2 separate regions of the Homo sapiens genome follow, and region 2 is linked to region 1. The links are chromatin loops, found by intact Hi-C in ENCODE. Cell type or tissue: testis. All regions are shown on one strand.

Evidence for each region. A loop is a pair of places that touch in the nucleus more often than their neighbours do. Peaks named below come from ENCODE experiments on the same cell type or tissue, not always from the same donor. Only the 100,000 strongest peaks of a DNase experiment are listed, where the experiment ranks them.
Region 2: it touches region 1 in a loop (7-fold over the local background); 1 of 110 quality-filtered maps calls a loop at or near these places.

The regions. Positions count from the first base shown.
Region 1 is chr1:59,505,531-59,510,530 of GRCh38, forward strand. All of the region lies in intron 6 of FGGY (FGGY carbohydrate kinase domain containing), which reads left to right. Among named protein-coding and RNA genes, the nearest start is that of FGGY, 210 kb to the left of the region's middle. RefSeq lists an enhancer at 1,750-1,819. In testis, no CTCF peak of the experiment used is centred here; no DNase peak of the experiment used is centred here.
Region 2 is chr1:59,095,221-59,100,220 of GRCh38, forward strand. No RefSeq gene overlaps it. Among named protein-coding and RNA genes, the nearest start is that of HSD52, 49 kb to the right of the region's middle. In testis, no CTCF peak of the experiment used is centred here; no DNase peak of the experiment used is centred here; H3K27ac peaks cover 1,309 bases.

The DNA.
Region 1 (5,000 bases):
TGCCAAGCACAGAGGAAGCAGGGTCACATGCCACCCATGCCCAAAGCTCTTTCTGACATTTCCATGGGCCTGGAACCAACTCTCCTCCTGGGTTTCATCTCATTATATGTGGGAAGACAAAAGAACACTGAACCTTCCAGTTAATTCAACACCCCGCCCCCACTTACCCCTTCCTGGAGAGGATAACAGTTCTGTTGACCATTATAATGCATTTTCTGTCTCCCAGCAGTCCACATAGTCATTAATTTCTGCTGCTGACATCAGGAAAGAGGATTATGTGTGTGTCTGAAACTGTTCCCAAAGTGCTCATTAGTCATAGATAATTGAAAAACTGGTAGGGGAAGATTTGGTGTAATAGGAGCCCCCGCCTGTGAAGAGGGACTGCAACCACCAGATAATTGTAGATTCCAGCTTTTGACCACTCAGACTGAATCTGCCCATCCAAATGGGAATTCAGCAGACTTGAGCCTAAGAGCTCTCAGAGTGATAGTGTTTTTACATACCCAGGTGAGGGTGTGTACACCGAGACAGAGACAGCCAAATCAAGAGAATAGGTGAACTGCCCTTGGGTCTCTTTCCTGCCTTCAGACTGTGGAGCAGTGTTTGGAAAAAGTGTCCAGTATTCTCCTTTATTTTGTTTTTATTTCAACGTAAGATTGTTTTGATCACAAAAGACATACAAGGTCATGGGATATAAGAAACACAAACATTAGAGAAGAGTACCCTACACTGGATCCCAACCCATGCTGTGACAAAATTCTAGGGTTTTTCTGGAAGTTTATGTGCTTACATTTTTATATCCTTTTCTTTAAAAAAAAAAATCACATGATCATACTAAGAATACTATTCTGCATCTTGCCATTTTTTCTGAATTTATCTTGGAGTTCCAAATCTATACCTTAATTCAAGTTCATTCATTTTAATGGCAAGGTGGGATTCTGACCAGATTTAAGGGGGAAAAACATCTTTTAAAATATTATACAAGAGGCTGGGCATGGTGGCTTATGCCTGTAATCCCAGCATTTTGGGAGGCCAAGGTGGGTGGATCACTTGAGGTCAGGAGTTCGAGACCAGTCTGGCCAACATGGCGAAACCCTGTCTCTCCTAAAAATACAAAAATTAGCCAGCCGTGCTGGCGTGTGCCCGTAGTCCCAGCAACTTGAGAAGCCGAGGCATGAGAATCGCTTGAACCTGGGAGGCAGAGGTTGTAGTGAGCTGAGATTGTGCCACTGCACTCCATCCTGGGCAACAGAGCGAGACTCTGTCTCAAAAAAAAAATTACACAAGAAATGTAGACCAATTAGAAATTAGAGAAAAAAGAAAAAAAGGAAAGAAAAAAGAAATCACTCATAATTCCTCCACCCAGAGAAAACCTATTTTCTGTATTTTTTTCCCCTAGGAATGTATTTTTACAAATAGTTCATCTACTTTCATTGTTGTTGTTCTTACAGCTGTTAAAAGAAAACCTTTAGGCAAATTAAATTTAACAGTTTAACTGTGCAAAGAATGATTCATGAATTGGGCAGGTCCCCAACCAGAATAGGTTCAGAGAGACTTTTGCTCAGCCACATGGTTGAAGAGAAATTACGGACAGAAAAAGGGAAGTGAGGTACAGAAAAATGGAAGTAAAGTACAGAAACAGCTGGATTGGGTACAGCTCTGCATCGGCCTTATTTGAACAGAGTTTGAACAGTTGGCCGCCTGTGGGTGGTTGAAGTATGTCTTCTGTGATTGGCTGAGACTCAGCTTCTAGTTACAAGAGTAGGTTACAGTGTGTTTACAAATCCAGTTAAGTTACAGTCACTGTGTATGAAGAAACCTTTAGGCTGAAGTTACAAACGGACACCTTTAAGTTAAACTTAATTTAACAAAAGGAAGTCATATACTGCATGTTTTGCAGCCTCTATTTTTCACTTGGTTTGACTGTTTTAAATATAAAAATTATTCCCCAAGCTTTTCTTTACACTGTGTGTTTATCTTCTTTTTTATTTATTTATTTTTTTGAGACGGAGTCTCATTCTTGTTGCCCAGGATGGAGTGCAGTGGCGCAATCTCGGCTTACTGCAACCTCTGCCTTCCTGGGTTCAAGCGATTCTCCTGCTTCAGCCTCCCAAGCAGCTGGGATTACAGGCAACTGCAACCATGCTTGGCTAATTTTTTTTTTTTTTTTTTTTTTTGTATTTTTAGTAGAGACGGGGTTTCATCATGTTGGCCAGGCTGGTCTCAAACTCCTGACTTTGTGATCTGCCTGCCTCGGCCTCCCAAAGTGCTGGGGATTACAGGCATGAGCAACCACGCCCGGCCACATTTATCTTCTTAAAAACCCAACCTGAGCACTTACAGTCGTGCCCCTCTGGGCAATTCCTTTTTGCCTGGCCACGCCTGAAGCCCTCCGCTGCCTCTTGTCCCGTCTGTTCCAGTTCTCTGTTCCTCCTTGTTCCCCTTTTTGCGACATACTAAATGCCTCAAACACACCATGCCCCTCAGGGCTCCCTACAGGAAACTCACTTTTTGCTCTGCTGTCATCCCTTTCCCCGGAGCATGCCAGCACTGAAACCACCAATCTCCAACTTGCCTTTCCACACAGGCTTGAAAGTCATCTTCACCTTGAAGACTGTATTCACTCTACTAGCCACCCTAACTGGACCCTCCACAGTTCTCTGGGAACACCATGTACACATTTCACCTTTCTAGCATTTTCTACATGGCCCTAAGAGTCTTAGTTTTTCATCATCTTTGTCCCAAACCACAATATGAGACCTCAGCACCTAGATCTTAGCACATGGTAGATGGAAATCTATGCAGGCAATCATTAGTTCTATTGTTTCTGAAATGTTTGTTAAAATGCATGAATGAATGCTTGAATGAAGCCTAGAAAGAACTGCAAATGCTCAGGCAGTGAAGTCTTGATTTCTGGGAAAAGCAATGCTGTGAATAATTTAATTTTATGGTGAAAGAAAAGCCAAACAAGGATTATATTGGGAAAAGTTGTCAGGAGGCACTAATGTTTGCCTCTGACAGCTCTAGTGCCCTCAGTGTACCTCTGGCTGATAAACTTAGAGTGTGATTTTGAAGGGGTGATTTCTCAGGGATTCTCACCTATTTCTATCATCCTCTCTCATGCCAAGCTGTTTCATTTTGGTCTCTAAATAAACAAAGCTCCTTCCTGCTTGGAGTCCAGATAGCCTATTCCTGAAGGCTGTGGTTCCAAATGAAAGATGGGATATTTGTCCTTGTATATATTTATTTTCATCCCTAACCACTGGATTGAGGAGAAGGCTGGTTCACTGCTGTAGGTTGGGTTTTCCAGAAGCAAAGGCTGAGACAGATTTGGGGGGATAAGGTGTTTATTAGGGATGGTTGGCTGTGAAAGAAGGAAGAGAGAGAAGGACTGGGTAGAGGGAAAAGAGCTGAACTGAGGTGCATTCCTGCAGCACCTTGGTGAACTCAGCAGAGTCTCTGGAGTGAGTGGTGTCTATCAGAGCCCTTCTGCCTCTGCTTTGCAAAGTCACCAGGTACTGGCTGTCCTGGGAGGTGCATCACCTTGGGAAGGCAGCTCTCTGCAACTGAGGCAGGCCCTGGAACATCTGGCAGCTGTCTGCTGACTTTACTCCATCCTTAAGGGGGAGTTTGAGCCATGGTATCTCAGTCTCTACCATGCTTCCTATATCCACGCAACCACTGTGACCTGTTATTTCTTGTTCCATGGAATCCCTTCTGTCTGCCTCTGTTTCTACATCTCCGTTACCAATATCTCAGTGAAGATCCTTATATTCTCTCTCTTTCTTTGATTACTGAAATAGATTCACACTATTTTCCCTAACCCCAGTCTATCCTCTGCTATAATACTGCCAGAGAGTGCTTAAAAAAGCACAAGTTTAATCGCTTTCCTCCTGGCTTAATGCTCCTTTAGTGGTTTACAGTGGGCTTCATGATTAAGTTCAAACACTTAAGTATGGATTACAAGGCCCTGCATCCACTGCCCCATCTGCCTCCCCAGCTTCCTCTGTCCTTCAACACCCACCCCCTACCAGTTCACACCCCAGCCTATGTTCCAATTTACCTAGCCCTTTTGATAGTTCCCTTAGGGGCCCCTTCTCCCTTTTTTCTGTCCTTGCTCAAGACGCATCCTCTGCTGATGAAGCTCCCTGTGGTCCTATAGCCTATAATTAGACCCAGATCTCCTGTCTGCATGCCCAGGACTCTCTCTGCCTCGCAGTGGTCTGCAGCCTCATGTTCTGAGCCTAGAGGACATAGAATCAAATTAAGCTCCTTTACCAGCTAAGGTTTCTTCCTAAATTACTATAGAGAAAACTTGGAAGAGTGCCCCACCCTGCTAATCCTGTCTAGAACCTTTTTTATAAAAATTACACCTTTTATGTTTGTGGAGATTGGGGGTGAAGGTGGAACAGAATTTCCATTTTGACCTTCCTATGAAAACCATTTTTAAAAAATCTCAATTTAGTAGGCAAGATTTCTAAACGGTGCTCCTTTTTCTTTTTCTTTTTTCTTTTTTTTTTTTTTTAACATACATAATGCTTGTTCTAAAAATACTTCTCTTGATCCTTTCATCCATTCAGAACCCATTTTTAAACAACTTTTACTCCAAAAGGTAATGTAATGAATAAGAGCAGAGGTGTGGATATCAGTCAGAGTAGAACCCATGGCCTGTCTTCAGCTCTTAGGCTGTCTCTAGGGTGTTTATTTTTCTTCTGTAAACCACAATTTTCCCATCTGTCTGTAAAATGGGGGTAGTATGGGTCCTATTGTACCCTTCACAGAGGGTTAATATGAAAATGAAATGAGAAAATGCATGCTATGTCCTTAGTGCAGTCCCTAGCATGAAAGTGCTCAGCAAACTGGAGTGCAGTCTCTCCTGTGTTAGATACTAGCCATAGTGACATAATTAAGATATTGTCCAGAACCGTATTATACAAAGCCAAGGACACTGCTCTCTTCCAGGTTTCTGCTACTTTGGCATTTGAAACAGAATAAGATTT
Region 2 (5,000 bases), 410 kb before region 1:
GTTTTGTATACTACCTTTTTCACTTAATCTAATTTTATGAGCTTTTTCTTGCAGGAGTAAATATACTTATCAAATAAAAAATTAAATAAATAAAATGTAAAGTTTAAAAAAAGTGACCAGTGGATTGGGCAGTTGGAAGGCCAGTTAATGATTTTAGAGAGGACAACTTCAATGGCACCGCACCCATAGAAGCCTGATACAGTGGTTTCTAGGAGTAGGGAAAGGAGCTTCAGTGAGACCTAGTTCCTCATTGTAGCTTTATTATTAGACACAGGTAGAGTATATGTCCTACCCTGATTGGAATCACTCCATCCCTGGATGATTGCAAATAATCCCACCAACCTCCAGCCCAAGTGCCTGCCCTCCCCTCCCATAGCTCCTCCCCATGTCCTAACCCCATCATGTTCCTGGCTACTTGTCCAATGCCACCCTCCCTGCTAGAATGTAAGCACCACAAGAGCAGCAGCTGGGCAGGCCTTGTCCAATCTGTGATGGTTAATTTTATGGATCAACTTGATGGGGCCGTGGTGTGCCCAGACTACACATTATTTCTGGATATGTCTGCAGGAGTACTTCCAATGAGACTAGGATTTGAATCAGTGGACTTAGTAAAGCAAACAGCCCTCCCCAGCCTAGATGGGCATCATCTAATCCACTGTGGGCCTGAATAGAACACAAGGCAGAGGAAGGAAGAATTCACCCCTTTTTTTTCCTCCCTCACTGCTTGAGCTGGAAGCTGATCTCATCTTCTCCTGCCCTCAGACTGGGAATGACACCATTGGCTCTCCTGGATCTCTGGCCCCCAGACTTTTAGACTGAATTACACCCCCAGCTGTCCTGGCTTTCCACCTTGCAGACAGCAGATTATGGGACTTCTCCATCTCTGTAAGCACTTGAGCCAATTCCTAATAATAAATCTCCTTTCATATTGGTTCTGTTTCTCTGCAGAATCCTGAATAATACAATATCTGGGTGCAGAAGACAATGAGTAAGAGAATTCCAGCTAGAATTTCAGCTAGTGATGAAGGTTGTGAAAGAAACCTAAGGGTGAAATGGGGTAGAGAGGGGTCTGGGGGTGGAGGAAAGCATTAGCTGTTGTGGGCAAGAAAGACCTTGGTGAGGAGGTTGCTTTTAGCTGAGAGAGGCAGCCATGCAAGGCTCCTGAGGGAAAACATTACAGACTCTGAGACCAACAGGCTCAAATGTCCAGAGGTGGGGACCAACAGGACCTATTTATGGAGAAGAAGGAACCAGAGAGTAGAAGGCCAGGAGAGAGGTAGGAGACAAGTCTGAAGGAGAGGGGCCAGGCCTCATTACTTCTGTCATGGGCTCTCAATTTCCTTGCACTGGGAATGTCCCAAAGGCCACTGATACACGGACTGAGCGGACTTCACGGACGTCACATCAAGTGTCACCCCTAGCAGCGGACAGTCTCCTCGGCTCCGTGCTGATAGCTGCAGACTCACACCCCTGACCATCCACTGGATTTTTGGCTTTAAGGACCCAAGGCATGTGACAAGAGATAAGCATTGCACTGAAGGTCTTTGTGTTTCACTCTATAAATGGAAAGAGGAAGAAAGACTTTCCCCCCACTTTTTATTTGTAAAAGTGTCAAAAGCTACAGAAAAATTGCATGGATAGTACAACGAGTACAAGTTCATCAAGCCACCAAGCAGCCCACCAAGGGTTCACACTTGGCAACATTTGCGTGCTCTCTCTCTCCTGTGTGTATGTGTGTGTATTTACTTTCAATTTTTTTGCTGAACCATTTTAATACTAGTTGCAGTCATGATACTTTGATTCAAATACTTCAGCATGGAGCTTCCAAGAACAAGGAAACAAGAATACTCTCCCACATAACCACAGTTTTCACACTCAGGAAACTTAATACAATACTATAATCTAATACACAGTCCAGATGCAAATTTCCCCAATTGTCCTCAAACTGTCCTTTAAAGTTGTTATATTTATCCAGGATTCAATCAAGCATCATGTATTTTAACTATCATTATTTTTAGTCTCCTCAACTAGAATTCCCAGGTTGTTGTGTTTGTTTGCGTTTTGTCTTTCATAACAGTAAAATGTTTGAAGAGTCTAGGCCAACTGACATAAAATATCTCCCTCAGTTTGGATTCATCTGCTTATTTCTTCTTGATTCGATTCGGGTTAACCCATTTGGGCATGAATACTAGATAGGTGATGTTCCTTCTCAGGGCCCGACAGTATGCTCTATCATTGGTGATATAAATTTTGATCACCTGGCTAAGTGATGCTCACCAGATTACTCCACTGGGGATGTAGCTTTATGCCTTTGTAGTTGATAAGTAATCTGTAGAGTACTATACTTGGAGACTGTATGAATATCCTGTTTCCCAGCATCTTTTCATGCAATGGTTTTAGCTCCATTGATGATTTTTGTTTGAATCCAGTATGATAGCCATGCTGATTTTCTATTTTTAGAGTTCCTGCTACATTTCCATATTGATATTCTTTAGTAAGAAAGAGCTTTCCCTGTCACCCACCTCCAGAACATATCCATTCTTGCACTCTTCGTGCTTGGGTTACACTGTTCAAGATTCAAGTTCCATCCAAAATCAAAGTCCAGTTGGTCCAGTTTAGGAAAGGGTGATACAACTTAAATTGACAGTTCCACTAAGTCTGGAGGAAGAGGTCATTCCTCAAAGAAAACATGAGGTGCAATTATTAAAATCAGGAGAAAGGGAAGCCAAGCAGACAAAAGCAGCAGCTGTCCTTAGAGCAAGGAGTTAATATTAGCGGGACTTCTTCCCATCACTGTGTGAACCATCTTAGTTCTCAAATAGCCATAGTTTAAAAAGGACAGGGGTTTAGTGCTCACAGCATCCCAGACTGTTATCTTATGCTTCCTTGCATGTGGCCTTCATTCCCAAAGTTACTTCATGGTCCCCGATAGCTCCTCTAGCTGAAGTTTTCACCCCCGTATTCCAACCAAAGGGAGGCAGCGGAAAAATGGGAGAAAAAGAAGGCCATGTCTTGGTACTTTAAGGATATTTCCTAGAAGTTGGACATGCCATTTCTGCTGACCTCCCGCTGTGCAGAACAGATTCATGTGGCTATCCCCAACTATAATAAAAACTGAGGAAATGTTGTCTTCATTCCAGACAGTTGTTTGCTCAGCTAAGAACTAAGAGTTCTATTTGTTTTTGTTTTGTTTTTTTGTTGTTTTTTTTTTTGAGTTCTATTATTATAGAGGAAGGAGAAAACTAAACTGGGAACAATTAGCAGTCTCTTCCCTGGATCCCACAAGAAACATGCTAGTAAGCTCATTTTAAAGGTGAAAAAAAAAATAAAGCTTAGTGAAATTAAACAACCTGAAAAAAGTCACACAGAGAGTAAATTATTGCGTCTGATTCCAAAGAACTCTGTGCTAGAGTAACTCTAATTTTTTTCACATTCAGTCCACATCCTGAATCTACATATCAGTGTAGTTTTGCTAAATTACCCTCTTTGGGGATTGAGTTGCAGCCTCATGACATAATGACTGGTGATATCAGGTCCTTCTTAGAAACGTGCTGTTCATTTCTGGCTAATGTTCCCTAGACAATCAGCACAGATACTGAAACCCTGATACATCCATGGCAGTGACAAAAGATGCAGATGGAAAGTAGAATGACAGTGGGTGTGTGCTGGAAAGCACCCCAGCCTGGAAGGCTGGATACCAAGGTTCCCGTCCCAGTTCAGTTACTCACTAATTATATGATCCTGGTCAGATCATGACCCACTGTTCCCCAGTTCCCTCCTTCATGTATTCCCTCCAGTTCTGATTCTGTCTCATTTTAGGTAATATCTGCTTGCGTGATGAGTCAAACTGGGATCTGGATCATAAAAGTATTTAAAGCCTTCACTTTCTACGCTATGCGATTATAGAATCTGTTGAAATTCCAGGGCCTGGCTTGCTAATTGGGTTTACATTTTGCTTTTATAAAACCCCACATGATAAATAGGAAAGGTTCATTAACCAGGAGCTTTATAACAGCAGGAATCATGTTTGGTTTTCTCATCATTATATCCCCAACAACTGGCACAGCCCCTGGTACACGATGAACTCCAGAATATCGATTTACTTATTGACTGACACAGACAATGTTATTGCTAGATGTATGTAACAAATTATTCTCTTTCTCTCCCTGCCCAAGAGCAAGCATGAGCTTCAAGGGAAGGAATAAGGAAACCAGGATTAACACAGCGCTTATTCTGCAATTTACCTCATTTACTTTTCATAAAAAGTCTTCAAGAAAGATATTACAATCCCCTTTTTGATTGATGAGAAATCTGAGATTCAGAAGGATGAAGTAACTTAAGATTACATAACTTTAAATTAGAAATGTTCAGAAATTATATGAAGAAAACTAAAACACACCTAAAAGACATAAAAGTAGACGTGAACAAATAGAAAAATATCTCTGTTCTTGGTTCAGACATCTCAACATTATCAGTCAGCCAGTCTACCCTAAGTTAATTTATTAATTTATTGTAATACTAATAAAAATACAAAAAAGCTGTTTTTCCTGAAGCTAAACAAGCTGATATTAAAGTTTGTACAAAAGGCCAGATGCGGTGGCTTACGCCTGTAATCCCAGCACTTTGGGAGGCCAAGGCAGGCGGATCACGAGGTCAGGAGATCAAGACCAACCTGGCTAACATGGTGAAACCCCATCTCTACTAAAAATACAAAAAAATTAGCTGGGCGTGGTGGCGGGCACCTGTAGTCCCAGCTACTCAGGAGGCTGAGGCAGGAGAATGGTGTGAACCTGGGAGGCAGAGCTTGCAGTGAGCCGAGATCGCACCACTGCACCCCAGCCTGGGCGGCAGAGCGAGACTCCATCTCAAAAAATAAATAAATAAATAAATATTTGTATAAAATAAGAATGCAAAAAAATGGCTAGGAAAACACTGAAGGAAATTGCTAGAAGAGGGCACTAGCCCTACCAAATATTAAAACATCTATAGGTTAAAATAGT